Linked DNA regions of Mus musculus: all the other regions are linked to region 2. Evidence: chromatin loops called from intact Hi-C (ENCODE). Cell type or tissue: left cerebral cortex. All regions are shown on one strand. Each heading gives the region's core, and the rest is flanking DNA. Links, peaks and the distances in the headings are about the cores only.

Region 1 (10,648 bases), core at 3,902-6,401, 74 kb before region 2:
GCAAGGTAGACAGCAGGGAACTGATTTGATTGTGTTGAGCCACAGTGAGACTGCAACTCTGAACTCTGTCTCCACAGCTGCTGGTGAAACTCAGATGCCTGTGAGACAACAGCCCTGAGCCTCATGGCCCACATGCTGGGAGCCCCTCAGTGTCTAGGTCATGTCCAGTCCCCCACCTGGGTTACATCACGACCAATAAACATGGCTGTATGGCTGATTTCTTCCCTTGAATGTATTTTTTAATTTCTTCTTTTGTGTAGGTGTTTGGATGTATGGGCCTGGAACTAGAAAGATGGAGTGGATGAACAGATGCGTGGATAGATAGATGGATAGGGGAGTGGGTGGGCAGATGGATGGACAGACAGATGACAGATAGATAATAAGTGAGCTTTGGCAAGTAGGTGAGTAGATGTGTACGTGGATCTGTAGGAGGATAGACAGAAGGATGGGTGTCTAGATAAATGTGTGAATGGATAAATATGTATTTGGTAAGGAGAAAACTCTAGAGCATTTCTCAAATTCCCACATCACATCCTCCCCCCTTCTCTCCACACATCTATAGGATCTCCATTGAGCATGGGCTTTCCCAGATATCAGTCTTTCTGTTTCTGGCCTCACTTGTACCTGGAAATGGGGGAGCTCCAACTAGCCTCACCAGGTGACTGTTTCATTAATAATAGCAACATAAACACAACGCAAACGATGCCCTGCTTCAGCATCCAAATGAACAGAGGGCCCGCACGAGGGCAGCTGGTCTTGCCAGACCAGCACAGGGCTTGCTGCTAGCCTGTCAGATGATCCCATAATGCACTGCAGGCATCCAGTCTCAGAGCCTGTTCTCTCTTTGAATGCCAAGCGTGACTGTGCTCTGAGCCTCAGTTTCTCCATCTGTGAAATCAAGGAACTAACACCTTCCTCTCAGACTACTGGAGGATCCTCCCAGGAATAACCACGTGGCATTCAGAGTGGCAAGACAGCACATGAAGGCTAGAGCTTGCTACTGTCAGTCATTATCAGGATGTCCACTGAGAGCCCTGTGGCCAAAGGAGTCTTCTAGCCCAGCTTAATAGGGTACACCCTTGACTCTGTGCTGGCAAAGCCACCCCTGTCCCATCTGTTGTACCCCACAGTGGTTTTCCAGCAAAACTAATGCTTAAAAGACTGGAATCTTAAGTCACTCCATCAAACCATCAGCCAGATGGCAGAGGACAGTGGGCACACGCCAGGTAAGCAGTTCCACATAGGTCTTTCCTGTCACATGACAAGGTAGGCTTGTGAGGCCAAGTCCACAGCCCTGACCCCAGCTCTGATTCACCAAGCAAAGCTGGCCATCTGGGTTTCTAAATACATCCTCCCTGGGACCCACCATGCTCAGAATAAAACAAGATAGGACTGTGGACAAACTTGATCTTGGCATGGAGAAACTGAAGCCGAGAGAGGAGCAGGGAACCCCTCAACAGGATTTAGGTCAAGAGAGTCCCGAGCAAAGCTTTTCTCCAGGAGGTAGAGGCTTCCCCACACACAAGCAGGTCTGAACTGTAGCCCAAGCATCCAGGAAGCTTTCCTTCCCCAACCCCAACCCCCGGCTGACAGGTGAGAGCATCTTATGGACGAGAAGTCTCACACCAGGAAGGGAGAACAAAGACTGCAGCCTATGTGACCTCACATCAGCACCCAGGCCCGAGCCTTCTGCTACTTCCAATGGAGGACTAAGGGAGATGAAGACAAAGGACCACTCAGGCTTTGGAGACCCACATAGGCTGTTAATGCTAGCTCCTCTCCATCTGAACACATCCCACAGGCAAGGAACTCTGTCACGGCCTCCCAGGACAATACGTGGGTCCCCTGACTGGCCTCTCCACTTGCCTTTGTTTTTTTTTTCCTGCTACTGGAAAAAGCAACTTATGAAGGACAAGATTCATTTCAGTGCACAGTTCAATGTACAGTCCATGTGCTGGGGAACTCAAGACAGCAGGAGCTTAAAGCAACTGGTCACGATAGGTCCTCAGTTGGAAGACAAGAGCAGTGGTTACATGCCTGCCAATACTCACGATGCTTGTTCCACATACATAGCCTAGGTCCTGCCATACTTAAGATGGCCAGGAGAGAGAGAGAGTGAAGAGCTGGCCTGTTAGGCTCCACCCACCATGGCCAACCTTCTTCTTGACTTCACCTCCACCTGCCTCAGCCCCCCACCCCCAGTACACTGTTCTTCCGACCTTCAGGCTGCTCCTCCCTAACTTGATTCAAACACCAGCTCCTCACTATCTCTGCCCTGGCTCCCCATACCTCTCACCCACTATCTTTTTGTTCTCTCATAGCAGTTACCCCTAGCTGAAATGGGAGCTTCTATATCTTAGGGGCTGTAAAGAATAGTCATCAAGAACACAGAGTCCAGGGGTGGCAGCACATATAGCACTTGGGAGGTGGAAGCAGGGATTTAAGGTTATCCTTGACTACACTGTGAGTTCAAAACCAGCCTGAGAGACAGGAGACCTTGTCTCCAAACAAACAAACAAGCAAACATATTAAGTAAGTAAGTAAGTAAGTAAAGTGAGAGCATGGGCCATGAAGCTGAATTTCCTGGGTTCAAAACTGACTGTGTGCTCTAGAGCAGCCCACTTAACCTCTCTGTGCCCATCTTTTTCTATTGGTCAAACAGAAGCTGCAACACAACGACAGTGACCCAGTGTAACTAACACAGTGCAGGCTCCTAGGAGCTGAAAGCGGGAGGCTATGGAGCAGAGACCTGTGAGGACGATGGTGTGTCCCCAGTGCCCAGCACATGGTTAGGACTTGGTGACTAAGAATTGATGCCTGAAGGCTCAGGAGGGCATCAGAGGTGAGGACCTGGAGACAAGAGGACGGCTTGTTTTAAGGGTTGCAGCATACTGGAGCTGGCTGGTGCCTATGGATACAACCACAGACACAGCTTCTCCACTGACAGATAGTACTGGTTACCACAGCAACGCTCATGGTCTCAGAAGAATGAACTGAAGACAACAGGAGAGCTCCCTGGCCACCCCAGCTCAGTGCTGAGACACCAGAGCAAGAATCTCCAACGCATGCGCAACACTGTTCCACAAAGACACTGACGGAGGTGGAGAACCAGAGAGTCCCCACAGCCAAGGGAGAGGACAGACAGACACTCAAGAGCCACGTAGCTCCAGGAAGACCTTTATAAGCAGCTACAAAACACAACACACACACACACACACACACACACACACACACACACACACATGCTGACCATTTTAGCCGTACTAGGGTGCCTGCCTAGGTAGCAGGCTCAGAATCCCAGTGTTCAGGATGCCAAGGCAAGAAGGTGATGAGTTCCTCTCTCTAAAAGATGAGTGGGCAGTGCCATAGGCATAAGGATACAAGATGCACACACCCAAGCACAGGTCACACACACGACATAGAAAAAATGGCTGCAAACCCATTTTTGGGAGCCATGCCTTGGATTTTACTCTCTCACTGTGGCCTCCGGTGCCTACTTAGACACAGACCCTCAGTGCTCCCTTTTGAGTGCCTGGTTAAGTGAAGATCCTCATGTGAGGCTAGAGAGAACTGGTGCAACTTGCCTCAGGAGGCCACACCAAGGTGGGAGGCACCGGGGTCTGAAGGGCCAAGAATACTTCTGAAGTTTAGCATCTGTGCTCCCTTGGGGCCCTGGCTCCCAGCCCAAGCATGAGCCCCAATCACAGGTCTTCCCTTTCTTGGTCTAGAAAGGTTGACGTGCAAGTCAGCTGTCCACTACTGTGATGGAACAGCCAAGATCGTGGCTAGAAAGGAGGAAGGTGCTACTTGGTTTTGGCCCCTTTGCTTTGAGCCCATGGCGAGGCAATGCATCATAGTGGGAGTACTTACTTGGTAGGAGCGGGTGGTGGAATGCAGGGTGAGGCACGTAGTGGAGCACCTGGTGAGAGGATGAGATGGGAGCACATGGGACAGCATGTGATGGAGCACTTTGTAGAGCATGTGATGGGAACACATGGTGGAGCAAATGGTGGGAACATGTTCTGGAGCACATATATGATGGAGCAAAGCTGCCCACGGCACTGGTTTCCATTTACATAAAGAGTTTTAACAGTTTTCAGCCGAGTGGCCAGAGGCTTTCAGAGGGCATGGCCCTGCTTAGCATCTCTGGGACCTTCCTTAGCTTCCCTAAGCTCCTTAGCTCAATGACTCAATGCTCAGCCTACCCTCCATTATCCCAGGCAGGCACCCTCTAGCATCACTACCTGAAATACCAGCTCAGTGCCTACCCCCACATGATACCCTAATTCCTGCCCAGTTCCATCTGTCTTCCTGGCCCTTACCAAGCTGATTGGCAGAGCGTATGTGCTTGTTGACTAGCTTTGAGAGGTGGGCAAGCTGATCAATGCCAAACGCCCAGATGGGATCCCAGAAGAGAGAACAGAGACCATATGCTGCCTTTCCAACCCTTCCTATAAGAAATTCCAAGGCAATTCACTCTGGGCTATCCTGGCATTTCTAAGAGTTCACGTCACTTCAGAGCCCTTTTGGCTGCTCATAAGCAAGAGAAAGGACATACGTTGTGCAGCAGAGGAAGAAAGAACACTGTGTTTGAGCTTTTTCAGACCAGAACCGTGTCTTAGTTGGCTCAGTAGGAGCAACTCCCCAAAGGAATGATGGGAAGGACCAGAAACCTGTTATACCCATGCCTGGATGAGGAGAAGCAAGCACCTTCCTCTCTCTAACAGCCGCTTGGGTCTGCAGAACCCTGGGGATCCCTCACTCTGTCCCTCCCTAGTGCTGAAATGCAAGGAGCCAGTGGTATCAAGCCATAAAGGGCCAAGTTTTAGCTACCCAAGCAACTGGGATGACCAACTAAAACAGGGGCACAGCCATCTCATTAGCTAGGAGGAAGGAAGGAGCAGAGGCAACTAATGCTAAGTCAGCATCTCAGGGAGGGAAGGAAGGAACTGTAGGGCAGGTTACGGCAGCTACCCCTCTCTATGCTCTCAGCAGTGTGTAGGAGCAGCCATCCTTTATACTTGCTAATGGCAGATGCTCCCTAGTTTAAAAACACACAAAAGTGTCTAAAGTAAATGATGAAAATACACACGATCCCTCTGAGTCTCTTATGCTGAGAGATGGTTACTGTTGCCAGACTTGACTGTGGGAATAGAAACCTATTCATGTTACAGAAGACGTGAATGGGCCTCAGGCTGCCTTCTGCTCTCTGTAGCCAACACAAGTCACAGCACCTCATTCTCCTGTTGGTTTTAGTGGGATCTGCAACTTCTGGGGAGAGTCATCTGTCTAGCTACCATCAGAAGCAATGTCTTTCTGTGCAAGCATGCAGATTAGCACAGTGCTATGACCATGTCTCAGAAGTGGGAATTCTGCGTCAATCGATGCTAGACATTTTTGTTAATTCCCCCACTAAACTCTGACTGATGGGAACCCAGGGCAGGGAGTGGGGTATAACCCTGCAGAGCCCTTGGAGAGTGAGTTTGCCTCTGCTGGAGATTGCAGTTGTTGGACCACAGATAGGTCCCCTTTTCCAGTTCTGGATTGTCCGTGTGACCTTTTTGCCTGTCCTCACCAGCAGATCTTGTTTACATACAAGCCCTCTGGCAGCTGAGTCCAGTTCCATCTTCATGAGTCACTCTCACAGCTATTAACTGAGGTCTCCAAATAATCAGTAAGCAAATGATGGCCCTACCCTGCCCAGGGACTCCAGCAAAATACACACAAGAAACACAACATCTGAGAACCAGTGCCACTGTTTGTCACCACAGATCAGGGGTGCAGGTGCTAACGTGTGCAAGCTAGCAGGGAGGCAGAGGAGTATGGAGGGATCAAAAGATGAGGGGCAACTTGAACCAGCTGCAGGGGACAGTTCCAGCCAGGACACAGAAGCTCCGCCGCCACACTGGGGAGGCAAGGTGTCAAGTCTGGAGCTGAAGGCTACAGAGATCACAGGCGGAGGGCACTGCACACCGAGGGCCTCTTCTGATATGGACGTGTGGTGAGAATAAGAGCATGAGGCGTAGGGCTTGTTGCCAGCACCTGTAACACAGGTGCAGCACCTATAACACTCAATCGTCCGGTGCTGGTCCTCACATCTCTGCTCTGTGATGTTCAGCAGGGAAGCTGCCAGTTTAAGCCTGCTTTAGGATCAGGCTGGTCCCTTGGGGAAACGGACTAGGGCCAGTATGTTCTGTGCCTCCATTTTCACAGTAGTCCATGGAGCTAGCACAGTGTGTATGTGATTGAGTGTATGTGATTCAAGGAACAGTGCTGCACGGACTCTCAGAGGGGGCCTGGCATGCAATGAGCCACAACCCACGGTGGTTTTGGAGGCTCTGCCCTTGGCTTTAGCATTGGTGAGTCCAAGAGCAGATTTGGGAGGTTCAGATGTCCCAGATGCTTCTTCAGGTCAGGATCCAGAGCCACCCAGGCCTCCGGGGCTCAGGGCCACCAGGTGGCCAACCCTCCTCAGCAGGCAGCAGCTAGAAAGCAAAGCAAACACACGGAGGGCAGGAAGCTCCTGGGCCGCAGGAAAGCAAACACGCTACTTCCTCCTGCCACACGCTGTCGTCGCCAACCTTTCCCAGGGCCCATCCTTGGGAGACCTCCTCAGGCCCCCGGCCTGTGTTTGGACAGCTTGTCGGAGAGTCTGGGTGGAGAAAGGGGAGAGGCAGATCCAGGCCCAGGCTTGCTGAGACCCCATCTTGTGCCCTAGTCTCCCAACCGATCCTCAGGGCACTGCATGGAACCACTCCCTACCCCCATCCACAGCCTATGCCCTGCACTGGGCCACAGGCCTTGTCTGTGTGTGATGTCAAGAAAGAGTCACGGAAATAAAAAGTAGTCATAACCAGTGTTGGCCAAGTGCTCCCTAGAGGCCCAGCACAAGTCTCTATGCCACCTGCCGGGTGCCTAAGAGCAGCAGTCCCGGCTGGGTCTCTTGGTGACCCTGCAAGACTGAGTTTTCTTTTGGTGCTGGAGATAAAACCCAGGGCCACAAACAGGTTAGGCTTATGCTAACCTCTGCTACTAAACTCTACTCCAGCTCTGTTAGCCCACTTTTCAGATAAGTAAAGGAAGCAAAGAGAAATGAGGCCACTTGCCCAAGGTTATCCAGTTGGAAAAAGACATTTCTATCCAATGCCCAAATTAGTAATTATAGCATCTTTGTAAATGTATACGTTTCCTCTTGCTGCTGAAACAAACTCACCAACTTGGAAGCTTGGCACAGCATACACCTGCTTGCCTGGTGGTGAGAAGTCTATAATCAGACTCCCCACAATGAAGTGAAGTGGAAACTTAAGGGGTCTTTGGAAAGTCAATTGTGTTGAATGGTGTTTTGCTGGGGCAAACACGTGGAGTGTTTTCCTGAAGCAGACACAGGTGAAAGGATGTTCTGCTAAAGCAAACACATGAAAGGACACATGCCGAAGGATTCTTTGTTAACAACACACATATATTGGTCCATCTTACATTATTGTGTAGTTGAACTCCATTTGTTGAGACTCTATAGAGAGAAATGCACCGAAAAACTTATGTCGGTGTGCTGCAGTTTCTCATTGCTTTCACGGACTAGGGTTGATTACCAGAGTGATGTCAGCTGAGACAAGACACGTGCTGAGGTAAGACCCATGGAGGACACATGATATTTAGAGGGCATAAAAAGGCCCAATGGACAGTGACAGAGGCTGTGCTGTGCTTGCCTATTATAGAGCTAGCTGTGCAATGCTTGTTGGTCTCAAGTCTGCTTCGCTGAGAGAGGCACAGCCAGCTGAGAACTTCTGGCATTCCTGCTGGTCCTTCCTGCTGACTTGTGCTGAGGCTGAGGCCTGGCTGTCTCTGCTAGGTAGTGACATCACTGCTGATTCGAGTTTGCTATCCTGACTCTACCAAACCGGACTGCTGGTGTATCCATGAAGTGTTTGCGAATGGATCGAGCTGCCGCTGCTGACCTTTGAACTGAACTGCCGATTTCCAGACAACACAGACTGGAGTTGTTCCAAAGAACCTTTCTAAACAGGTCCACTTCTTCCATATCCTTTCTTTTCTAGTACCTCTGGTGGGTGATGGGCTAAAAGGAAGATTAAAGCGTTTAAGAACCATTATTTTAAAAGGCTTAAAACATTAAAGTTACACTGAAGCATGGGTGAGAGCAGTGGCTCTCTCCAGAGGCACTGAGAAGAGACACCCTTTCCTGCCTTGTTTGGCTCCCAGAGGCCACCTGCATCTTGGCTGGCAGTCCTTCCTTCCCTCCAGCTGCGGAACACATTGCTCCAGCCTCTGCCTCTGGGTCCCTCAGCAAGGGCCCTCATGATGAATTGGTTCACATGACCAATCCAGGACAGCTGACTTGCTCTCTTCTGTGCATGCATACGTGATTTTATGTCCCTGTACATTCTAGGAGCTGCAAATGAGAGAAAGCATGTGGTTTTTCTGAGACTGCCTTAGTTCACACGCTGTGGTTGGCTCCACTTACATCAAGTTCTGGAAAATGACATAATTCTCTCACTGCAGTGTATGTGCATGCTTATGTTTTCTCTATCTGTCCCTCGCTATAGGCTGCATGCATTATCTACTGTGAGTAGGGCTGCAATGAGCACGACTGCATAGTGCCTCTGAGGTGCTGACTCGGAGTCCTTTGGGTAAATACCCATGGTGGCACACTGTGACACAGGGTAGACCATACCAACTTCTATCACGACTGGGCTGGTTCACACACCGACTAGCAGTGAATGGGCCTCCCTTCTGCACATGACTACACCAGCATTTGTTGTTTTCTTAATGACTGTCACTGTTTTGTGTTCTTTATTCACATAAGACCCCTTTGCCAATTACAACAGTATAATCACAGGCAGCAGCGGTCAGGACATGGGCATACCAAGTGGGCTGTAACCCAGTGTGCAAGCGCATGGCCACCTGCTGAACACCCTGGTTCATCACTCTGAGATCTTACCTTGAAGACTTGGAATTTGCTCTCAGCTCACCTTGCACCTTTCCAGGTGAAGAGAAGGGAGCCTCCCCCTGCCTACGGGAGTTTGTTCTCACCAGACTCTAGCATGTGGCCAGCCTCAGAGACCCAGGGTTGGTGTGGTGTGTTGTATACCATACTCCACTGCTGACTTGAGCAGAGGGAAAAGTCCCACCTCCCTCCGACATTGACCCACAGTCAGGCCTCAAGCAGGTGCTTGCAGAGAGCGAGCAACAGAAGCAGAGTGTGACTGTCACATCCATAAGCACTGCAGGCAGGGCAACAGCTAGAACTTTCCGAGGGGACACCTCACAGCCAAGCTGCCATCATGGTTTGAGGGAGGGCTGAGGGAGGTTCATGTGCTGGAGGCTTGGTTTTCCCTGTGGTGGGTAGAGGGATGGGATGCTGAAGTGGTTAGATCACTGGAGAAGGTGGTAGGTCATTGTCGGGGCCGAGAGTGGGGGTAGTTAGGCCTCTGGGGAGAGGTGGTTAAGTCACTGGAAGAGGTCATTGGAGAAAAGCAGGTAGGTCACTGAAGCATTGCCTTTGGAAGGGTTTAAGGTAGTTTTCTAGGGACTTAGTTAGTTCCCCAGGGAATTATTACAAAAAGCACACCTAGCCTTTGTCCCTTTGGTTTTCTTTGTTGAAGTATGCACCAGCTCCCGCCATTATGATGCCAACCACCTGGGCCCAGAGCAGAGTCTGAGATGCCAGAGCACCGTGATCTTGCCTGTCTAGCCTTAAAATTACAAGCCTATTTTCTTTCTTTCTTTCTTTCTTTCTTTCTTTCTTTCTTTCTTTCTTTCTTTCTTTCTTCCTTCCTTCCTTCCTTCCTTCCTTCCTTCCTTCCTTCCTTTCTTTCTTCCTTCTTTTACTATTTCTCTCTTTATGTTTTTGCTGTGCTAAAACATGTGACCAAGCAACTTGGGAGGGAAAGGGTTTGTTTGACTTTGATGAACAAATTACTGTTCATCATTGAAGGAAGTCAGGACAGGAACTCAAACAGGGCAGGAACACGAGTCAGGAGCTTATACAGAGTGATGCTTACTGGCTTGCTCCTCATGGCTTGTTCAGCCTGTTTTCTTATAGAACCTAGGGCCGCCAGCCCAGCGTGGTACCATCCACAGTGGGCTGAGACCTTTCTCTGTCTTACAACCAGATCTTATGTAGATATTTTATTAACTGAAGTTCCTTCTTTCAGATGACTCTAGCTTGCATCAAGCTGACATAAAACTAGTCAGCATGACGCTGAACTTCTAATCTTCTTCTTGCCTTCAACTCCTGGGTGCTTGGAATTCATGCATGCGCCACCACACTTGGTTTAAGCCTATTTTATACTTTCCAGCCTCAGATATTTAGTTAAGCAACACAAAAGAGGCTAACACAGTTGTTCTGTGTGATATCCAGCAGGCACATGTGGTTGCCGAACACTTGGAAAGTGGCTCAGCCAGGGAAAGTCTTGCATGATAAAAGCCTCACGTCTTTGAAGAAAGAAACCTAAGAAGCTAGGTGAGATCTTGCATGCTCATGGATCAGTAGGATTAACAGTAAAAATGGCCATTCTCCCAAAAGCAATCTACAGAGTCAATGTAATTCCCATCAGAATTTTAACACAATTCTTCACAGACATTGAAAGGTCAATTCTCAACTTCTTATGGTCAAACAAAAAACTCAGGA
Region 2 (10,648 bases), core at 4,756-7,255:
AAGCTAGATTTGGGTGGAGACTCTGCACTCCACCTGAAGGGCTCAGGACAGTAAATAAGGAGAGCGGGTGCACTGATTTCCATGGGCTCCTTGCTGAGCAGGAACTGGCCTGTGGGTCGATGTGCTGGGATGTGGGGCAGGAAGACACGGGGACTCAGTTGCTGGCTGCCAGGAGGTATTGATTCCAGGCACAGTGCTGGGACCCAGCCAAGAGATGAGGTCATGAAGGACAGGACGGTGACTCCGGGGGCGGTGGTGTCCCAGCCGATGACGTGATTGCCAGCCATAAGGAGTCTGCCTGGAAGACAGAACCTCTCTCTCCTTCCTTCTCCTTGGCAGTCTCCTCATCCCATACTGCAGTGAGGCCCATCGGGTCTGATCTGCCTTCCAATTTGCTGTGTGACCCTGGGCGGGTCATCACCTCTTTGGGTTCCTAAGGGTAACTCACAGCTCCAAAAATACCTCCAGTATTGATTTTGAGCAGTTCCCATCTATGGATATTGACAACACCCAACTACCACACATAGCTGCCTCAGTTTCCCACTGTGTGACTTAGGTACTGGGGGCACGCTTCTTCCCATCTCCACCTAGACTGTCTCCCTGTAGATAGTGGAGTAGGCAGTGGCAGGTTAGAGCCTGGCTGTGCCACAGAGGGACTGTGAGGTGCGCCTTTCTGCTTTGTGTCTGGCTCCCCACCATGAGGCCAGTACAGAACTTCTCTGCACAGGGCAGACCCTGAGAGACAGGAAGGGTGACTGAAGACACTGAGATAGTATCCTGTCCTATGTCCTGTGGGCTCCACTTTGTCCTGGATCCAAGCTTTAAGGCTCCATTTCCTGAGCCTCAATTTCATGTAGGGACAGTGTGGCTGGGAACCTGAAGGGAGACTGCTCAGGGTGAAGTTTGACATTAGGGCTTGGCATATAAGAGCTCTATTCTCTTAGTTGCTGTGAGCATCCAGCCAGGTCCCACACATGTATGTCCCTTGCTCTGTTAAATCCGGAGCAGCCTGGTCCCTATCCTCAAGAGTGTGGGTACCACATCAATACAGGAGAGCACTGGGTACTGCATCAATCCAGGAGAGCATTGGAGACCAACTCCAGGGCCCCGTGACCAGAGCAATGGGCCAGCAACCAAGAGCTCCAGGGCCCCTCTCAGCTACAAAACCACAAAGCCGCGAATCTCCTTAACTCCCTGTCTAACTTCACTCAGGAACAAAAGCTTGGCATCTATCTACAGTGCAGGATTTGGTGTCTATTTTCCAAAGCTCGGCATCTATGCCCCAGAGCTTTGAGTCTACATTCAGCGCCAAGTACCTATATTATGGGGATGGTGTCTACACCATGTAGCCGGTATCTGCAAGGATTTTCTGATGTCATAATGCAGTACTGGACCTCTACAGTCTAAGCCAATGAAGTGTTGGCAGTCTTTGAGACAAGAACAAAATCAACTGGGAGAAGATGAGGCCTGAATGAGAAGTGTGGTTGTGGGGAAGCCAGTGGGCCTCAGGAGAGAGATGGGTGGGTGGCTTGGGGGAGGGGGGTCCATAGTGTCACTGCCATGGCCTCAAGTCCCAATACCTCTCCCTTCCCCCAGTGTGTTCCACCTTCCCTGGCCTGCCTATAACTTTGACACACCAGGCATAGCTGCCACAGGGCCTTTGCACTGGCTGGGCTCTGGTTTTCCCCTTTCATCTCACAGGTTTCTGCTCAGGTGGTGCTTTCCCAGAAACCCCCTGGCCACAGCCCGAGCAAGTCACTGACCAGCAACCCCTGCCATCACCCTACTTGACTTCCTCCTTGGGTTTGTGCCTAGAACCCACACCAGTGTCCTACACGAAACCTAAACATTAGGATGGGAGCTGAGCTCCCATGCAGATAACCATCCCTTTGCATTCACCCTGGTGGCCCCATGGCAGCTGCTTCCCAACAGTCCAGGTTCCAGGCAGAGCCTGACCTCTGGACTCTGCGTAGAACAAGGCTCCATCCAAAAGAGCAGGCATTCTTAGGTGCCCCTCCTGTGCCCCTGGCAGGCTGCACATCAGGCATGTGTGTGGGCAAGTGGATTCTGTGAGCAGAAGGAGCAGCCCATGGTAAGGGAGGTTGACATCCAAGGGGGCTGCCATCCCCAAAGGGGGAGTCTCAAGGTTGCACATGGCTTTGCTCCTCAGTCTGTATAGCTTGTTTTCTGTTTTAGGAGACCTGGGACAGGGCAGCTTGTATGGTTTCACTCCTCAGGCCCTAAGACTGCACTCTAGCACAGTCAACTGCAGGCTCCAGCCCCGACCTCCACTTCAGATGGCATTAGACCATCCTTATTATTGCATCCTGGAGTGGTCAATCTTCCAAATACTTGGATGTAAGCAAAAGCTGCACTCCAGCTTCAGGAGTCTTTCTGAGGATATAACAGATACCTCCACTTGGCTCCTTTTCCTTCTGTCCTTCTTTGACCTGCTGTACAGAATTAAGTTATGAGGGCCAGAAACCTGACAGCCATCTTGGCTGTCCCCTTTGGTTTGGTAGAACCAGGAGCCAGAAGGAAGTTGGTCCCTTTGTCCAGCCTATACCACCAACTAGAAGATTTACATATGAAAAAGATAGACCTCCCTGTTGTGTTTAAGCCAATGGAGTTTTCTTTCACAGCCTAGCTGACCCACTGATTCATATTCTACCAAGATTGGGCACTCCTGGCTCCTGATCCACCCTTCAATACAATTTCAGGACAAAAACCATCAGGGTGCCCTCTTCTTACCAAATGGTCATCCAGTTGCTGCTTGGACACCACAGGGGAAAGGTTCAGCCAGTGCTGCTGAGCTGGGACAGGAAGCTGGTCTGTAGTCCAGGGCTGGAATCAGCCTCCTGCCCTGGGCTCTGGGTCCAGCTCTGGCCCCACTCCATCACCATCCCAGACCAAGACCAGGATTCCCTAAGGCTGGACTGTTCTTCTGTAGGCTCTGGACACCTGCTGCTGTGACTTCTGTATCCCAGAAGTGAGCTCCATCTCCATTTGAGGCGTTCTAAAGCTGGGGGAGGGTTTCAGAGGCTCCCTTGCTCCCCCAAGACAAAGAAGAGGATTAGGTCACGGAGACCAGGCTATGCCCGTGCACAACATTCTGGGCTTCTCACCACTCACCTGCTTTATCTCCTCACCTGGCTCTCATGGAGCCATCCTGGTTTGCAGATGAGGACAGTGAGGCCTGGGAAAGTAGAGAGAGGGGCAGCTGCCCAGCCTGGCCCTTCCTCCATCCCACCCCTGCACCTCGGCCCGCCCAGTGCTGTCCTGGTCGGTCGGGACAAGACTCCGACTTGCAGAAGAGATTAGGACTAAGGAGAAAGAACGCCGTCCTGGCCCCGCGCATGCCCTGAGTATTTAAATTCTTTTTCATAATTATCTCAGATAGTAATTACTGCAGAAGCAGATGCGCTTATCGCAGACAAGAAGCCACCTGCCTTCCCATTTTTGTCAAAAGTGGAAACTGACATTATTTTTGCGTTTTGCTTCAATGGCTGTTTTCACTGTAAGTAGCACCTTCACCACAAGGAAAGCAACCCTGGAGAGGGAGGGGGTGTCCAAGCCTCAGGGTGATTATTCCAATCCTGCTGTGGGCATTGCTCAAGGGCTTGAGGGGAGAGAGGAACATACTTCCACAAAATGTACAGCTGGGGTTCACTCCTAGGGAGAAGCGGGCACCCCTCCCCCACTACACCCCTCCCCCACTACACCCCTTGCCCACCATAGGACTACAACCCTCTGGACTCACCCACCCACCACAAACATCAGTGTCCTGGACCTTGAAAGAATTGGCTCCCATGAGAAGTTCTCATAAGCCCCCAAGAGGATGCCCCTCCAAGGACTGGGCACTCGAAGCTCTCTCCTCTCTCACAGCTTAACTCAGGGGCCTTCAGTAACAAGAACAAGGGACAACCTGAGAACCCTCCATCAAGGAAAGGTCCTGCAACCAGGCAGGATAACTGACCTTCAGGAATCAGGTGGGAATCCCAGGCCTGGCTCTGCCAGCCTCTCTGGTCCCCAGTGTCCCTTCTGTCAAATGGACAGTCCCAAAGGATCTTGACCACCTCTTCCCTAATGAATAAATCATTCCTCCTGGAAAGCTTTTGGCGTGAACACCTGAACACGGGGGTCTCTTTCCACTCTCAGCCCCAAGTCACAAATTGTAATTGTCAAGAACTACAATTTAGCGTACTGGGTACCTGGAAGGCATTGCTCATTGAGTCATTTATCTTGCCCCCAAATCCCACATTATGGGTCCATTCTCATTCCTCCTTTTCACTCGGGGAAGCAGACTCAGGGTGGGTGAGTTTTCCACAGCCTTACAGCAAATCTACTAAAGCACTCAGTAATCCGTTCCCGAAGATGAAAATCTGATTGCTCCCATTTCCCAAGAGGAGGCACCGAGGTTCGGAGAGCTGTACCTCGGGTTTGGGGGAGTACAGACCCAAGCGTGAGCACAGAGGAACTGGAAGGGAGCCCTGAGGAGTTCAGCCTGCCTTCTGGAAGAGCCCCCTACTGGGCGTGCCACCTGTCCCTCCTCACAGCTGCGTTCTGCTGCCCTCGTGTGGTCAGAAAGGTTGACGGGGCTTCGAGCCTCTAAAAATTTGCGCGAACAGAACAGACGTGGTCAGAAGGCAAGAGTGTATGGGTAAAGAGAGAGAGCACAGCCCCGCCCTGGAGTCCTTCTCAGTTTCCACTGACTCCCTGTAGGCAAGCCACTTCCTACTCTTTGTCCTAGCAGATCTGTCTAGGACAGTCTTCCCTGACTTTATCTCTTTCCAACAGCGTCCCCCAGCCCTACCCATTAGCCATGATGTGGATGTATTGATTGTCCCTGTGCAGAAGTGAACCTGGCCTAGGTACTTCGCGGTAGAGGCTTGGAATGGGCCCTCTTCATCACCCTACATGCCTCTAGTCAGCGAACTTGAGCTGATTCGGCTGCAGGCCCTCTAATGTGTCAGGCAACAAGCCCCGCACTATAAGCATTCGCCCGCTGCGGGATGCTGTCCACTACAGTCTGCACACCAGTGGGCAGCCTCCGAGGGGCGTAGACTGTATGACGCGGGAGGACAACCGAGAGCACAACGACCAAGGGCGACGGTCTCTGCTGGGAGGAAGAGGGTGGTCTGGCACTGAATTTGCCTCCCAAATCAACCTGGGGGAGCCTCTCATTGTTCTTGTCTCGCCAGGAGGAGAAAAGTTTAGTCTAAATGCCGTCTGGTCCTCACGAGCACCTGCCAGGACACAGTGCTCAGCGACTTGCTTCTCTGTGTCTCCACTGCTGAGGCCCCGCATCGCCCAACCTACTAGTCAACCGTGCTGTGATGGGCAGGAACATGTGTACATCTGGGAGTGATCCAGGTTTCCTGTCGCAACCCGGTGAACCCGCTACTCGCAGCAATCTCATCTCACAAGGCAGGAAAATCAGACACCAAGAAGTCTAGGAACTTGCCTATGTCTCACAGATGGGAAAAGGCAGAACGGAGATCTGAATTCTGCGGGACAGGACAGGGCCGTGGGCTGCAGTGTCTAAGCCCTGCTCTCTACTGAAACCCTTAGCGCACCAGCCCTGCGATCTGGAGCAGAGACCTGCAATCAGCAGGGCTCAGAGTGTGTGATCTCCGGGTAGAAAGTTCTAGGACCTGCGCCTCGGCTTTCCGCGGACCAGCGCCTAGCGCCCCTGCGCCTGGATAGCTTTCTGCCAGAGCCACCGCTCGGACACACGCACTGACGATCCGCGACGCTCGCAGCGCCTCCTGGTGGCGTCCAACATCCTCAGCGGCGGTGGCTTTGGCGCACGCCCTAGCTGCACTGGCCAAAGGCGGCTGGCCACGCTAGGGACTGGCACTCAGCAGCTGAGCTTCGCCACCTGCCGCTGGAGTCCGGGCTCTTCCTGAGAGTCCCGGCATGCCTGCCCCATGGCTCCAAGCCAGGCTGAAAGTCAGAGCCCGGAGTCAACGGCCCGACTTCACCGCGGCCTCCCCGTGAGCAGCTGTCCCGCTCTGGATATGTGGGCCCTGAAGAGGGACCCGGGAGTGTCCACCTGTGGCCACGCTGACTACGCTGCGCACCCGCCAGGCCCACATCCTGCCCCGGTGGGCGCGAGCAGGCAACGGCGCCCACCCTGCTTATCACTGCAGAACGGAGAGCGGGAAATGCCAGGGCCCGGGGCACGGAAAAGGGCGGAGAGCTGGTCCCTAAAGCCACGTGGGTTGGGAATATGCCTCTGGGTCAAGTGCCCAGGGACTTGATCTTCCGGCTACACTGCCCTGTCCTCGAGAGCTTTTCAAACTGGTGACGCAAACATCAATTTGGGGAGGGAAGGGGAGGGGTGTACAGCCAAAATAATGCCCCCCTCCCTGTGCGGCCCCGCCTTAGTCACTGGTCTCTTCACAGCTAGATCTCAGGCTACGGGGGATGGGGAAGCCGGGGGAGGGGGAAGCCGAAGGCAGGCCCAAGTCTAACAAAGGACTGGATGCTCCCTAAGCCCGAGCCAAGACTGTTTCCATGGTAACCCTCTTCAAGGATAAAGGAAAGGCTTGGTTCCCCCAACACGATGCTACTAGCTGTGAGAAGGGGAGCTGAGCCTTAGAACACAGGTAGGGAGACTGAGTTTGGGGAAAGGATAGGGACATGTTGCAAGTTCCCCTACTATCCAAGACACCCAGGTTTCCCACTGAAAGTCCATCATGTTTCCTAGAGCACCTGTTTCCTGAAGCCCCCGCTATTTCACACTGAGGACAGGAACACTATCTGTAAGTGACCAAGCTCTGAGGAAGCTACACTTCTCTAGGGAGAGGAAGAGCACGGTGGTGAGGAGGGTCATCATGGAAGACCTGGTGGCCAGCAAGGGCATGCCTGAGAAAACACATGGGGTAGTGGGGCCTTCTGGAAAAGAGGAAAGGAAAGAGGCCTTCTGAACATCAGGAAGCAATGTCTGGGGCAAAGGGAGTGGTCCCAGGCCAGGCAGCAACTTTAGCCTACCGAGCATCTGGGAGATGTGGCGGCTCCAGGGAACCCTAGGTGGGCAGGGGTAGGTTAGCCCAAGCAGTCAGGCACTGCAGAAAAGGGCTGTATCCACAGAAGCAAGTCTCCTGCAGAGGCACGCTGGGGCATTGGAGGCTAGCAGCAAGAGAGACATGGGGCAGGGATCAGGCCGGAGCAGCTAGGTCTGCACACGAGGATGGTCTGAAATAGAGAAGCTTACGGAGGGATGGGGTCAAGTTCGGGAATGTCCTCAGAGTTCATTCTGCAGAACTCACCAGGGGTGTGAATGTTGGGGAACAGAGGGGGGGAGATCTAGAATGTTCTGGGGTCCAATAGATAGAATATGGGAGTGTGAAAGAGGAGTCATATTTCTAGCCCAAAGCAATGGAGTTGCCAAGGGGCTATCTCTCCTCCCTCCTGTTCCAGCTTGGACTACCCTATGCACACCTTTCTCATTCACCCCTCTCATGGTCACCCAACCCACTGCTGCATTTTTGCTCTGCCCATAGACTGAACATTTTGACAAACACAACTGTCGACTATCTGAAAAAGACCTGCCTTTCCACTGAGCTGTGTGCGCAAGGTTGTTTAAATTCTCTACAAACATTTCTTTGCTTTATGCCACACCTGGTGCCACTAACTGGGACTCAGTTTACCATCATCATAGCCCCTTCTTCCCCCTCACTCCTCCTTCTCCTCCATGCAGAACCCCGCCTTACTCCTACCTGTTTAGAAGCAGCCATGTCTGGAGCCACAAGTGGGATGTTATGCAAAGGCCATGTGGTCTGGAGGAGACTCCCCAAGAGGACAGGTTAGTCTGGGGCACAAATTTCAGTGTGCAGGCGGTGTACAGTGAGTAGGCCAGGGTATGGCTGCCAAGGCTGTGCTGTTCACAGTGAAGAAGCTGAGGCCTCCCAGCCTCAACCACAGAGAGAACAGCCCAGACTTGGGTCATGGCACACTTGGCCTTCTTGGTGCTGGAGTTCTTGTCCCCCAGCCGTGGTAAAAGGAACCTTATTCTCTTTGGGCCTGACCTTTGGAGGCAGGATAGTATTCAGAAAGCCTCAATCCCAGCTACCATCCCTCGGGCTCTGCCAACCTCCCACAGGGATGGCTCGGCTGGCCCAAGGGCGTTGGCCTGATGACTCGGCTATGGGTGGGAACTTCAGGCACAAACCCTGACCCTGATGCCGAAGCCCTGGAGCCAGCACAGCAGCACTACTGTCCCTTCCTGTTCCCACCCTTCCTGAGCTTCAAAGGGTCAAAGTCCTAGAACAGGGAGGACAGAAACCTTAGTGTCAGCCAAGCAGAACTGGCCTTGAGCTTCCGATCTGATAAAATGGACAGAAAGGAGGATGAGTCTCTGACTACCCTACCAGGGCACGGCCTCAGAGTCTGAGCCCTGTACCTGGGGCCAGAGCTGAGTTATCATCAGCCCCTGCTAAGGAGGAGCCAGGAGCAGGTGCTTCAGGGCTAAGGAGAGGATACCTGGGCAACTCCTATTCCACCAACCTGCCCCATACCCCGGTCCTGGCCCACTCTGGATCTTCCTCCCAGCTAGTTTGCATCCTGGCAAGAGCATGCCTGTGTTGTTGATTCACTCAGCATGTATCTGTGTCTGCTTTGCTCCATGCCTGGTGCTGGGTGCTGGGGACTCAGAGGGGAACTCATTTGCACATACACTGAGAAGTGAGACTAGCAAGCACCTAGAAAGCAGTTGGGGAAGCTCTAACTCTGTGGAGGGTGCTCAGAGCTGGGCATTGCAGGATGTATAGGAGTTTCCATGCTCTCCAAGCAAAAGGTCCAGAATGGGAAAGAAGAGTGGGCAAGGTGACTGGTGCACAGGGTTCGGCAGGGAGTGATGGCCACAAGACTGAAGAGGGTGGGGCCAGGATGGTGGGCTGTGAAACTCATTCGTATTGCAAGCAATGGAGAGCCATGGTGAGATGAACACAGCACATGTCAGGAGCATGCTCTGCTAGCTACTGGCAACCCCCTCCTGAGACAGCAGGCTTGGCAGATAGACTCAGTCAGAAAAACCAGCCCCACCCCAGCCTCTCATCAGCCCTAGCTGAGGACCCTGTGCAATCCTGAGAAGGATTTGCAACCTCTCTGGGCCTAGAAAGTGAAGACAGGCATAGAAGGGAGGATGATTCTGGTGAGGTGTAAGGACAAGCATGCAGCCACCTGTCCCTCTCAGAGCAGGCAAGGTAAGTGGGCCAGGCCTGGATCACTTCCCACCCCTGGGAATGGCTGGCCAAGGGCCTGGGGACCACAAAGACCAAACAGCACAGAGCTGCAGGTTGGGTGCCACCAGCCAGGCTCTCCACAATCACATGCATTTACCGAGAAACACACAGACACCAGGTCCTCCAGGCATCCAGGGTAGGACAGGCCCCATTTACAGCCACTACCCCAGCGCAGCTGTCAGAACTGCCTGCTCTCACGTGGGTGGCCAGACCAATTCAGCAAATGCTACGGTCAGCACCCCATACTGGCCACACACAGGAGTTGCCTTTCCAGAGGGCCTCTCCCGCCCAGCATGTACATGCTCATGTCTGTGCATGTGGGCTGGCAGCTAGGCACACCTAGTCTTTTTTAAATGCCAATTACACAGAAATTACAGTTATCAGAAGCCATAGTGGGGCTCCAGTGGGCCTCTTAACCCTATAGCGTTCTCCAGTAGCAGGTCTCAAACTAGTATAATTCCCATAAACAGAGAGAAAATAGGAAACAGAGGCTCTGAAAAGCCAGACAACCACAGCCAAAGCAACAGTGATCCCGTGCCTGTGGCAAGGGTGACGGGGAAGGTATCATGTTCATTAGAATTTGGAAACAGGTACAAGGTGTCATCTGAACTCCGCACACCCCCTTGCTTATGTGCTTCTAGGCGACTCCCCAGCCCTACACTGGCTAGAATGAAGTTTACCCTAGCTGCATCAACTGCTAGCAATCCCGCTCTTGGCCACCAGGTGTCACCACACACCGCCTATGGCCTGGAGAGGCCACAGCTATGGAGATAATCAGGTATCAAGCTAGGAGTGAGATTGTTGAAGCTCTGTGGCAGTCCCTAGAATTGTGCTGTTTCTGGTCAGCCAATAGGGTCCTTCTTTACCCAGATATGAGTCAGAGAAGACAAAGAGAAGCCTTCCAGTTTGAGCAGTCCCAGCCCTTGAGGGCCGAGGTGCTGGGAGCTGGACTGGCAGATGACAGAGCCAGAGGCTGCAGCCACAGCCCTGGAATCCAGGACCCTGTTGCTTCTTAGACTTAGGAGCTAGAAGCTCAGAGCTGTGGGTGTTCATGCTGGAGGTTCATCACCCTGGGCTTTAACCCCCAGTGGCCCTGGCACTGGGCTGCTATTGTAACACTAGGCAGCTACCTGGGTGTCACAGCTAACTGGGGCAGCAAGCAGCTAGCTACCTTCTAGTGGCACAGCTCCTGGGTGGGTCTGAGGTACTGGGCCGCTCAGCTCCTGTAGTGACTTATGTTACAGCTCTCAGGCACTGGGTTGCCCTGTGATATCCTGAGTAGTGACAAATGTAGGGTGTCTAAGACCGTTGGCCCTGGAGACTCAGTGGTACCCTGGGATGAAGGCCACAGGTTCTGCCTCTACCTGGGATCTCTGCCTTCTCCCTCCTTCTCTATCCCC
Region 3 (10,648 bases), core at 2,919-5,418, 61 kb before region 2:
GTGGCTAGCCCAGAATTATCCCTCAAGCTTCCCAGATCCCCATCTGAAATGAGGACTTGTTGGCCTCTCTGGTCTGTCCCTTCTGTTAGCTGTATCTATAAAGGTCTCAACCCCAAGTTTTGAAGCTGTGTCCCATCTGTCTCGCCATCCGGCTCTGCCAGATTTGCTACCTCCACCAAGATCAGCATTCATGGGGCTACTATGTGGGGGAGCCTGGTGTTGCCATCATCTTGCAAATGAGGAAAAGCATCAGTGAGGGAAAACTTCTCCAGCCATAAACTAATAAAGCCACATTGGGGCCACTGCAAAGAAATTTCTAGAACAAGACAGCTGCGCATTTGGAGACAGGATTACCTGCCATGACAGTGGTATGCCCATCCCTTCAGCCACTATGTCACCTAACACCTGGACCAGCACTGGTTCCTGAGAGTGGCCCAGGGTCTGAGCAACTACCCACAGGCAGATGGCTACTTTGGCAGAAGCTGGGCAGCCAGGGAACAAAGGGCTTTCATGGGGTGTAATCCAGGCTGCGAGAGGAAAAATGGTCAGGTGCTTGGAGAGGCAGGTTCACACGAAGGGAAAGGGCAAGTCTTGCAGGACTGGCTGGCACGGGGGCCCAGGTTCCGGCCCACATTCCCAGGGCAGCAGACGGTCCCTGGCAATGGCTGAAGGCCCCATTTGTGTGATATGTCAGCAGGGAGGGTAGGCCTTTTAAGGGTTGAGATCGTGAGGCCTGATAGCATGCTGGGGCCTCTCCCTGGGGGAGCCTGGCCCTTGTGAGGACTGTCAGCCATTGTTAACTGTGTCCCGGTGTGAAGGAAAACGGGGCACTGGCAGTCACTGATACCTGTGCGATCTGGCCACCAGGACTCGGCCACACCGCCACAGCTCCAGTTACAGGCCGGATGGGCAAGGGGGCCTGCAGCCCTCTAGCATACCCGTGGCAGGCAAAAGGCAGTGGAAGGTGAGCAGTGTGAGGCCACAGGGATGATGGCGAGTCACAGGGTCCTGTGTATGAAGTCACACACTGCCAAGGGTTGCCCATGTTTCATTGCCAGAAAGGGGGCTATGAGAAGAATGTGGTGGGATGAGAATGTGAGAGGGCAGAGGATGGAGGGACCCCCAGCCTTGTGTTAGTAACCAGTGCTCTGGGCTGAAAGGCTTGCCAGTCTCCGTGGATCGAATGCCAGAGTTGCCTGTCACTTCCCCCAAGGCACACGGTTTCACAAGAACTTGGTACGGGAATCAGGATGAATGCCTGTGAATCACTGAGTATTTAAGTGTCATTTGTTACTTACTAGTATTCGCTGGTCCTGTGTTCAGTGGTGCTAAGGGACTTAGTCCTCAAGGCAGCCCCCTGGGATGGGCATTATAGTTACTACAAGTGGGCCACAGAGAGGCAAACAATTTCCCAAGGTCACAGAGCTTTGACAGGGCAGATCACAGTCTGTTAGGGCTGGGATTATAACCCAGTCATCTAGCTCCAGAATTCCTACCTCCAGGAACCACTAAAAACGGACAGAAACTGAGGGCAGGCTCAGGCCTCAGATGGACAGGAGACAAACTAATGAAGACCGCCAAAGCAAGAGGCACATGGAGGTGTGACAGCAGGGAGCCCACAGGACCGAGAGACAAGCTGCACACAACCCTTGCCATTCTGGGTGACAAGACAGAGGAGAAAGGGGGTCACCGAGCTCAGATCTGGAGCCACAAGAAGGGCAAAATCAAGGACTATGGCTAGAAGGGGGGTGGGGGCAGGGGGCGGGCTCACTTCCCTGATGCTCTACTAAGGGAGTGGCAGCCTCCTGAGTAGAGAGTAAGGTGGGGATGGGATGGGAGGGAGGGGCTGTGAAAACCAGCTCTTCCAGGGCATAACTTAACAGCTCTGAAAAGCCATTTACACCAGGCCTGGGTCAGGGCAGCACCATCCTGCAGAGGGCTGTGTCCTGCTGCTCCCTCCCAGGTGCATGTGGCTTCTGAGATGCTGGGACAATAGTGACCAAAGGCCAGGGTGTAACACAGCTACCAGGAAGCTGGGAACCCGTGGGACTGAGTTGTCACTAAGTAATCACAGTGGAATAGCAAGGGGGGGACCTGCTTCTTAGAGCCACCAAAGAATGGGATGAAGTTGGAGGTCTGAGGTCATGTGGCTGAGGTGGATGGACTTGGTTGTCACATCAAGGGACACATCTGACATTCTGGATGCTTGGTTAGTCTCTGGCCATCATTACCAAACTGAGGGCTGCCAGGAACTGTTGAAGTGAGGGGTTGATGGGGGAGGAAAGGGGATGGATGAATGAATGAATGAATGAATGAATGAACAAACGAACAAATGAATGAATGAAGAGAGGCTGTGTGAGGAAGAAATGAATGAATGAAAGGATGGAGGAGGGAGTAAATGGCGCATAAACAGGAAAGAAGACCAGGAAGACAAAGGAGGAGAGGGATCCTGCAGAGCCCTGGACTTAAAAGATCCAGCTGCATCCTACTGCTGCTTAAAATGCTAGGCCTGCCGTCACCATGGTAATGGGAGAAAATCACAGAGCAATTTGTAATCAGCAGGAGGCGGGGGACTCCCGATAGAGCACTCTGGGAAGGAAGGGCCCTGCGGGTCCCAGAACTGAGCTCCCTCTCAAGCCTGAGGCCAGTTGCACTTCCTTCACTAGGGTGCCTCCCCCAGCTTCTGTAGCTGGCTGAGTTCTGCCTCAACACTCAGCCCGCTCAGATCGGAGGTGCCTGCTGGGAGGTGGCATCCCTTCACCAATATGTAGCCTGTCTCTCTGTGCACTGCACACTGGGGCCACAACCCCACTTTCTTCTCCTTCCTCAGGGAAGCCTTCAGAAACTGCCATGAGCCATGCTCTCCAGATGGAAGGACGTTGCTCCCGTTTACCATGTGGCAGCTGCAAACTCTTCCTGGCTCTGGTGAGCTCCTCTCCACCATCAGCCCCAGGGATTCAGGATTCAGGAATCATCCTAGCAGTAGAAACCATAGACCGTCCACCCTCGTTCATGGCACAAACCTTAATGAATGGGACCCGAGTTTCAATTGACCCAGGTTCTACTGTTCTGTCCACTGAACATCTTACAGGCTTTCCCAACAGTAAGAGACAGAGAAGGAACTTGGGGTCTAAAAAGCCACATGTTCAAAGCCATACATGCACATAAGCACATTAGCCTCCTAATGTAGCAGACTTGATCCTGGATCTTCAGGCTGCTGAGAGGGTTCCCAAGATCTCCCAATCTTGGGAAGAACGGCCGGACCCTGCAGAGTTCACTTATCATGTGACCTTAAATAAGTCATCTTTGCCCTTTGAGTTTCAGTCACCAACTCTGGAAAGTTTAGACAGCCAAAGATGTGCCCAGCTAAGGAGAGAGTAGATGAGAGTCCATGGGGCAGGAGGAGAGGTGTCCCACAGCTCAGCTGCACTGGGGTCCAGCCTCCACTGTGTCTGCCCTTGCCTCCGTGACTCTAAAACTCAGTCTGTGGTCCATTACTGCCTTCCCCAAATCCGGCCCTGGAAGCTGTCCAGCTGCAAATGGAGAGGAGCCGGGGGCTGGCAGAGCAGGCTGGCCTATGGTTTAGGGGCAAGGAGACTGCTTTGATCAATGGAATCTGGTTTGGTCTGGGCAGGACGGCACAGAAGGGAGGAAAGAGCCTCAGCCAGACCCTGCCTGTGCTTTCTCTTTGTGTCCTGAACTACCCTCTGTAGCTCAGGAGTGTGGACTCTGCCTTGCTGTGAGGCTCATGCCGTGCCCTGTACACACTAAGAGATTTGACTGAAGTGGCTTCATGCATGGTTATATGCACACCCACACACCATGTTTGTGGCTTCTCAGCTTCCAGAGCTAGTGGCCTTATCTGCAAGCTAGAGCAAGAAATTCCCTTCCCCAGGGGCTGTAAAAAGAGCTGGTAGCGTATATACAGCTCAAGGCAAACACTCAGAACCTCCCTTCCACGGAGGTACTGCCAGCCAAGGCCCGGAGGGGGAAGCACCCATCCAGGACACACAGCAGGGCACCAGGACCGGCACCTTTGCCCAGGCTGAGTCTAAACACTGGTGAAAGGGGGGGGGGGTGAGGGAAGGAGAAAGGCAGTTAAACCCTGTGCAAGCACCTCACACAATGGGGTCAATGGCCAGGCCAAAGAAGGTGGTTGAGGCGGGCTTGGCCCTGCTTAGCATATGAGCTGGAGGCCCCGCCCCTTCCTGAGAGGGTTCCAGGACCCACTATAATGTCCCAATTGTCGTACAATACCTTGATGGAGGGCCCTGTCACATTTTTGCCACCGTTACTGGGGTCCCCATTCATGGCCACTGTCACCATGCTCAGAACAAGCTGGCTAGGCAGCCTCCTTTGCATTAAAATGGGTGAGAACTAAGCCTTCCTACTGCTCAGCTGGGCAGAAAACAGGATTAGGCCAAGGACGGCTGAAGGCCCCTGGTGGGGGCGGCCCCAGAAGGCCAGTGTCGGCCACTGCCCTCTGGCCTGAGCCATGCATCAGTTCCCTATAGCCCTCAGTGAACATGAACAGTCCCTCCCTGTATCTAACTGTCTCTAGCTCTCAGTGTGGGGTTAGGGGCATGGGTTTCATCCAGAAGGGAAGACACGCCACATTTATAGGAAGAGTGATGTAAAGAGTAGGACAGAATGGGCGGATGAGGATGAATGGATGTCCATCCCGGTGGCATCTCTGTTAGTTTCCAGTCACAATAACAAAATACCTGAGAGGAGCCACTTATAATGAGAAACATTTTCTTTGGGGTCAACGTTTCAGAGATCAGGGGCCATGACTGTCAGCCACTGCTTTCAGGCCCCTGGTTGGGCAGTGTCACCACTATGGAGTGGTGACAGATGTCAAAGCACAGCTGCTTTACTCATAGTGGAGAGTGGAAGGAACCGGTGAGATGGACCTGGGGTGCCATACGCCCCTCACAGACACGCCCCAGTGACCTGGAGACATCTCTCAATAGTGTCACTTGGGAACCAAGTCGGCACCCACATGTCAGCAGCCTCTGAGCATGCCTGGAGCTCCTGGTCCACGGGGAGAAGCCACAGCCTGAAGGCAACTGAGACCAGGTTTCCAGTGAGGGTTGGCTGACATGAGAGCATGCTGTGTCAAAGGCTCAGCATCCACGCACGCCACCCTACAGGCACACACAGAGAGGAACGAGGCAGCTCCCATACAAGAATTCAGAAACATCCCACATTTCCACAGGTGGGGGAGGGGCACTAAATACATCATCCACACCTCAGAGCCCATGTCACTCAAAATAAAGACCTGGTGTGACATTAGAAGTGGCAGAATGTCCGAGACTGCTAGCAAATGAACAGGACAGCTGTGGATAGGCATGTCCAGGGTCATTCACAGAGAATGGTATGTTGCCTGTGAACCCATGGCAGAGGCCACAGTGAGGGACAAGGAGCTAAGGTAGCTGCCTCTGAAAAACTTAAGGGGCTCAGGAGGAAACCTTGGCTTTGTGCCTTATGTGCTCTTTACCACTGTATGTCCCCAATGTGTGATGGTTCACTTTTTCACTTTGGTTTTTTTTTTTTTTTTTTTTTTTTTTGTCTTTACAAACATGCAAGTCACATGAGTTCAGAAAAAACAAACAACCCCCCCCCCCCAGCACTTAGAATGTGCGTATGTGTGCAGTGCTAGGGATGTGCATATGTGGGCAGTGCTAGGGATGTGCATATGTGTGCAGTGCTAAGGATGTGGTCTGAGCTGGTATTCTAGGCAAGGCTCTACAGGAGCCATAGTCAGCCCCCAAAACTTTATCCTGACTTCCATTCTGGAACCGGCAGTGCCCATTGCTCACCACTGACACTGAGTACCCCTGCTTGCAGGCACTCCTTTGACGTGCCTCCACAGGCTTTTTGCCCAGACCTCTGAGGTGAACACTCCATTATTATGTAAGAAGACATCCTGGGAGATGCAAATGCAGGATGTCCCAGGAGGCCACTAGACAGAGACCTGCAGTCTGTACCACAGCTTCACTAAGTGCTGGCCACAACCCTCTTGCCTGGGTACCCCACCTGGGCATCTTCTCTCATGCACACAAAGGAGATGTGCACAGAGATTCCTTCCTTGCCCACATCAGGACAAAGAGACAATGTACACATCCACGGGGCTGTCCTGCTCCAAAGCCCTTGTCCCTCTGACCAGAGACTCTCTAGACCACACTGACAAATCAGACCATGACCAGGCAGTGACACGATGACGGAAGGATGCGGCACAGGATGAGAGAGCAGAGGGGTAAGAAAGTACACAGCCTCCCCTAGGGCTTCCATTGTGTTCTTTGAGAGCTTAGTAAAGGGACAGGCACTGGTAAGACCCCCCCCCCTCCCAGGAACAGAAGAAGCAGTCAGATTATCAATGCCCCTGCCTCTGGGATCCCCTGACCCCAGCCAAACAGGCACAGGCTGCATGACCCAAGTCAAATCCTTCTTGCTGTAGTCCAGCCTAGAGACTTGAGAACGCCACACTTCACAGTTGGTAGGAAGTGCACGTCCCCCAGATTCATACCATTTATCTTGCTACAGTATTTATTAAGAGTGTCCCGGAGAAGAGTATTCTCTGCCCTGGCTTCACCCGAGCCTCAGCCACTAACTGGAAAGTTCCACATTGCAGAAAGCTGAGCACTACTCGGGGGTGGGGGGAGTACCCTGTAATTTGTATGCAGTTGCAGGTCATTACCAAAACGACAATGAAATGCAGGCTCCCTGTAATTAGATGCTTTTATGAATTGGGTTCCAAGGTATTCATGGCAAAGCTATAAGATCTGCTCCTCCCTTGATTCCATGCCCTTTCTCAGCCATCCTCAGGCAGGCAGAGGCCGGAGGGCCACTGCAGAACACCTTGGCTGGCTCTAGCTCGAGGATCTGTCTGTTCTGGATGGTAGGTTGTGACTCCCAGGAGCAAGCCTCAGAACCAGCCCAATTGTCTATACATTGGAAGGAATGCCTCGAAGTAAATCATGATCCATGCAGATCTTGGAACATGCTCCATCTATGATCACTAGAGAGGCAGCTGACAAAGCAAACAGAAGGATGCCCAAGACAATCCAGCACGGGAAGGAACAAAGACCTGAGATGAGCGTTCCTGCAGAACTCAGTGGAAGTTTTCTGCCTGCTCAGGCTACTGTACCTGGCCCTGCCGCCCAAGATCTCACACTCACCTTGCCTCCCTTTATCACACAAGCACTGCTCCTTGGGAAACCCATCAACAGATCAGCAGGAAAAAGAAGATCCTGAGAAACCTACCTGCCACGTTGGTGCCATGCCTGGTTGAGCAGACACGCTGGCCCAGTCTCATGCTACCTGCCTGCTTTAGCCACACTTCTGAATAAACAGGACACAGCACTGTATCCAACCTAATGTGATTTCTCCTCTCCACTCAGGGTACACCAAGCACAGTCCCTTCTGGGAATGAGACACAGCCCTTGTCAGCTAATCTCCTCTGTATCACACACCCCCTTAGTATCTACAGCATCTACTGCCATAGATCTCACATCTACTGCCACATTTAGTAGGCTGGAAACAAAATGGAGACTAAGAGGTAATGGATTAATGTACAACTGCTTCTCTACATAAAATGAGCATTGAGCCAACAACCTCCCCCATACCCCCCAACTTGAAAATACCCTAATATGGAGGCAAATTAAATGCATACAACCCTCCCTAACTCACAGCTTAGCAGCAGTCCACCAGAGTGACCACTTAACTGCCCAGTGTTTGGAAGAATGTCATGCTGAACATTGCTAGGCTGGGAAAGAAAACCAAAAACTAAAACTCATAGGTACAATGTCTATGGAATGTATATTGACTTTTGCACAGTTGTAAAGTTGGGGAAACAGTAAGTTGAGCCATCATTAGGCTGGGAACTGTCTACATACAAGGATTCCCCTGTGAGAAAGTCAAGTGTGAGCGTCAACCCTGCGGCTCCTCCTGCGCTCAGCCGTGTGAAGCTATCTGGCTAAGCAATGCCCCATAGGCCTACATGCTTGGCTATCCAGCTGGGGTTACAGATACTTCAGAATGCTGTGGTCCACCCCATGCTGCTCTTCCTCACTGTATTGCTGGTGTATTAGTCAGGGTTCTCTAGAGTCACAGAACTTATGGATAGTCTCTAGATAGTAAAGGAATTTATTGATGACTTACAGTCGGCAGCCCAATTCCCAACAATTGTTCAGTCGCAACTGTGAATGGAAGTCCAAGGATCTAGCAGTTACTCAGTCTCACGCAGCAAGCAGGCGAAGGAGCAAGAGCAAGAGCTAGACTCCCTTCTTCCAATGTCCTTATATTGTCTCCAGCAGAAGGTGTAGCCCAGATTAAAGGTGTGTTCCTTAAACACGGAGATTCAATCTTCTGGAATCCATAGCCACTATGGCTCAAGATCTTCAAACCAAGATCCAGATAAGGATCTCCAAGCCTCCAGATAAGGGTCATTGGTGAGCCTTCCAATTCCGGATTGTAGTTCATTCCAAATATTGTCAAGTTGACAACCAGGAATAGCCACTACAGCTGGCTAAGAGAGATGAGCACTCACCAAGCCACAGCCTGATGCTGTGGTGTCTTGACATTTCACCACTTCCTTACAGAGCAGGGTCTCACTCTGTAAGTTTCAGACATGGCAGATGTTTTAGTGGGATGTAGCACAAATGGCCTTTTGCCTGGCTTCCAACACAGTCCTGTTCGCCATCTTTGTGACTGACTTTAGAAAGGAAGGATTTTATTTGGGCTCATGGTTTAAAGGGATACAGCCCATCAGAGCAGGGAAGGCATGACAGTGTGGCCCTGTGATGGGTGGAACAACACTTTTACAGACATTGAGCCAGAGTCAAGGCTGCCAGCTGTGCTCCCAGTGACCAGACTTCTCCAGGAGGCACACAGGAGAAATGGAGGATGAACACGGAGAGCAGTCCTGAGAGAGATGAGAACTATTACAGAGAACACAGGGACAACAGGAAATGTGCCCTGAGGGAAAGACCTGCACCCACCAAGAGCTCCAGACGGTAACAATGCAGATTCATCTGAAAGGTGGGTACCTGAGAGTGAAGGGGCTCTGGGGCACCCTGTTCAAGTGTGATCTCCTAGGGAATTATTTTTCTAGACTCAGCTATAAAGGCACACTAAAGCCAAGGGGGACAGACTACAGTTTGAGCTGCTAGTAGAAGTGTCATCCAAGAGGGCTGTTTTATTTTTTTCAGGACACCATAAAGGCTGACATCAGGCTTCAAAAAGTTTCTGAGGCCAGGCAATGTGCACCAGGGCTGGGCTCTCTACATGGAGTCCCAGCACGGGCTATGAATGAGGTTGTGAAGGTATGGACTAAGCTATAGTCCAGGCCTCAGGACTTTGGATATGATGGGAACACTAGCCAAGAAAGAGAAGCCACATGTGCCACAGGCAAAATGGTTGTAGGGGAAAGCTGTCCAAACCCACCAGAGCCCACAGATGATACCACTACAAGCCCCAGACGCTGGACATAGAACTGTAGGGTTTGGTATCTTCCCTGCTGGGTTTCAGTGCTGCCGTGGCCTGATCTTTCCTCTTTGTGCCCTTGCTCCTCCCTACTGAAATGGGAAATGTATACTCAGCGCATCGTACATCCGAAGTATGTACCTTAAAAACAAGTCTACATGGGCTCACAGTTAAGAGATTATCGGAACGCCTTGAGACACAGAAGAGACCTTAGGCTTTCAGCAGTGCTGGGACAGTACAATGTTACAGGAACTTTTGAAGTTAGACAGAATGAACTTTGCATTAAGGTGAACACGAGCCTATGGGGTCAGGGTGGAATATTATGGTTTGGGTAGGAGATGCCTCCTGGGCTCCAGGCTGGTGTAACTGCATGGGAGATTGCATGACCATTGGGAGATGGGGACATGATGGAAAACTGAGTGTCTTGGAGGGATGGGCCTTGAGGTTTAAAGCCCAGCCCAGCCTAACACAAGCATGCATATTGTCAGGTGTTGAGTATCATATACAGCACATGAAATATGTACAGAAAGTGACAGAGTGGCCACAGAGAACAACATCACATCAAAGTATGGCTTCTAGTGAGCTTAAGTGCCTTTCACACCATCCTGAAGTCAGCACATCAGCAGTTAGGGATAATAGGTGCATGCGTGGTGTGTACAAAGATTCTTTCTCAGGGGGTGTGTTCCTTGCCACTCAAGAGATTCTGAGTTCAAGTATTGGTTCAGGTTAGGCTCCCAACCTGCCCTTGTTAGGCACTCAGCTTTGCACTAAATTCATTAAGCCACCTGCCCAGTCTCTTGTAAAGTCCCAAGAATCATACAGCCATCCATATATCACCCACATGTTACATATGCACACATACTCCCAGCTCACACCATATACACATGTTCGAATGCTCAGTCATTCATGGAGAGCCCACACCCTATGGCCCTGCAAGCAAACAGCCGTCCACTCCTATTCCTGCTGACTCAGCACCTCACTCCGCTCCTAAGTCCTTATGGGACACACACTCCTTACTCAACCCCTTTCAACTTCCCGAATACTTGCCTAGTGCAGGCAGACTTCACCATCTGGTACCTCACACACTGTGCCAGTAGACCAGTCTCTCCCAGAGCACACTGCCCAGAGGCTGAGCAAACCTCTTCAAGACCTACTCAAAACA

What was found. Peaks named below come from ENCODE experiments on the same cell type or tissue, not always from the same donor. Only the 100,000 strongest peaks of a DNase experiment are listed, where the experiment ranks them.
Region 1: a loop joins it to region 2, with 2.2 times the contacts of the local background. A loop is called at or near these places in 5 of 42 quality-filtered maps.
Region 3: a loop joins it to region 2, with 3 times the contacts of the local background. A loop is called at or near these places in 6 of 42 quality-filtered maps.

The regions. Positions count from the first base shown.
Region 1 is chr6:91,353,564-91,364,211 of GRCm38, reverse strand. Wnt7a (wingless-type MMTV integration site family, member 7A) reads left to right here. Exons shown (of 4, transcript NM_009527.4): 4 at 1-231. Among named protein-coding and RNA genes, the nearest start is that of Gm30437, 52 kb to the left of the region's middle. In left cerebral cortex, for the core only: no CTCF peak of the experiment used is centred there; DNase peaks (open chromatin) are centred at 3,981, 4,343 and 5,116.
Region 2 is chr6:91,280,731-91,291,378 of GRCm38, reverse strand. No RefSeq gene overlaps it. Among named protein-coding and RNA genes, the nearest start is that of Fbln2, 73 kb to the right of the region's middle. In left cerebral cortex, for the core only: a CTCF peak has its summit at 5,766 (motif pointing left); DNase peaks (open chromatin) are centred at 5,754 and 6,490; H3K4me3 peaks cover 738 bases.
Region 3 is chr6:91,339,839-91,350,486 of GRCm38, reverse strand. No RefSeq gene overlaps it. Among named protein-coding and RNA genes, the nearest start is that of Gm30437, 66 kb to the left of the region's middle. In left cerebral cortex, for the core only: no CTCF peak of the experiment used is centred there; a DNase peak (open chromatin) is centred at 4,270; H3K27ac peaks cover 917 bases.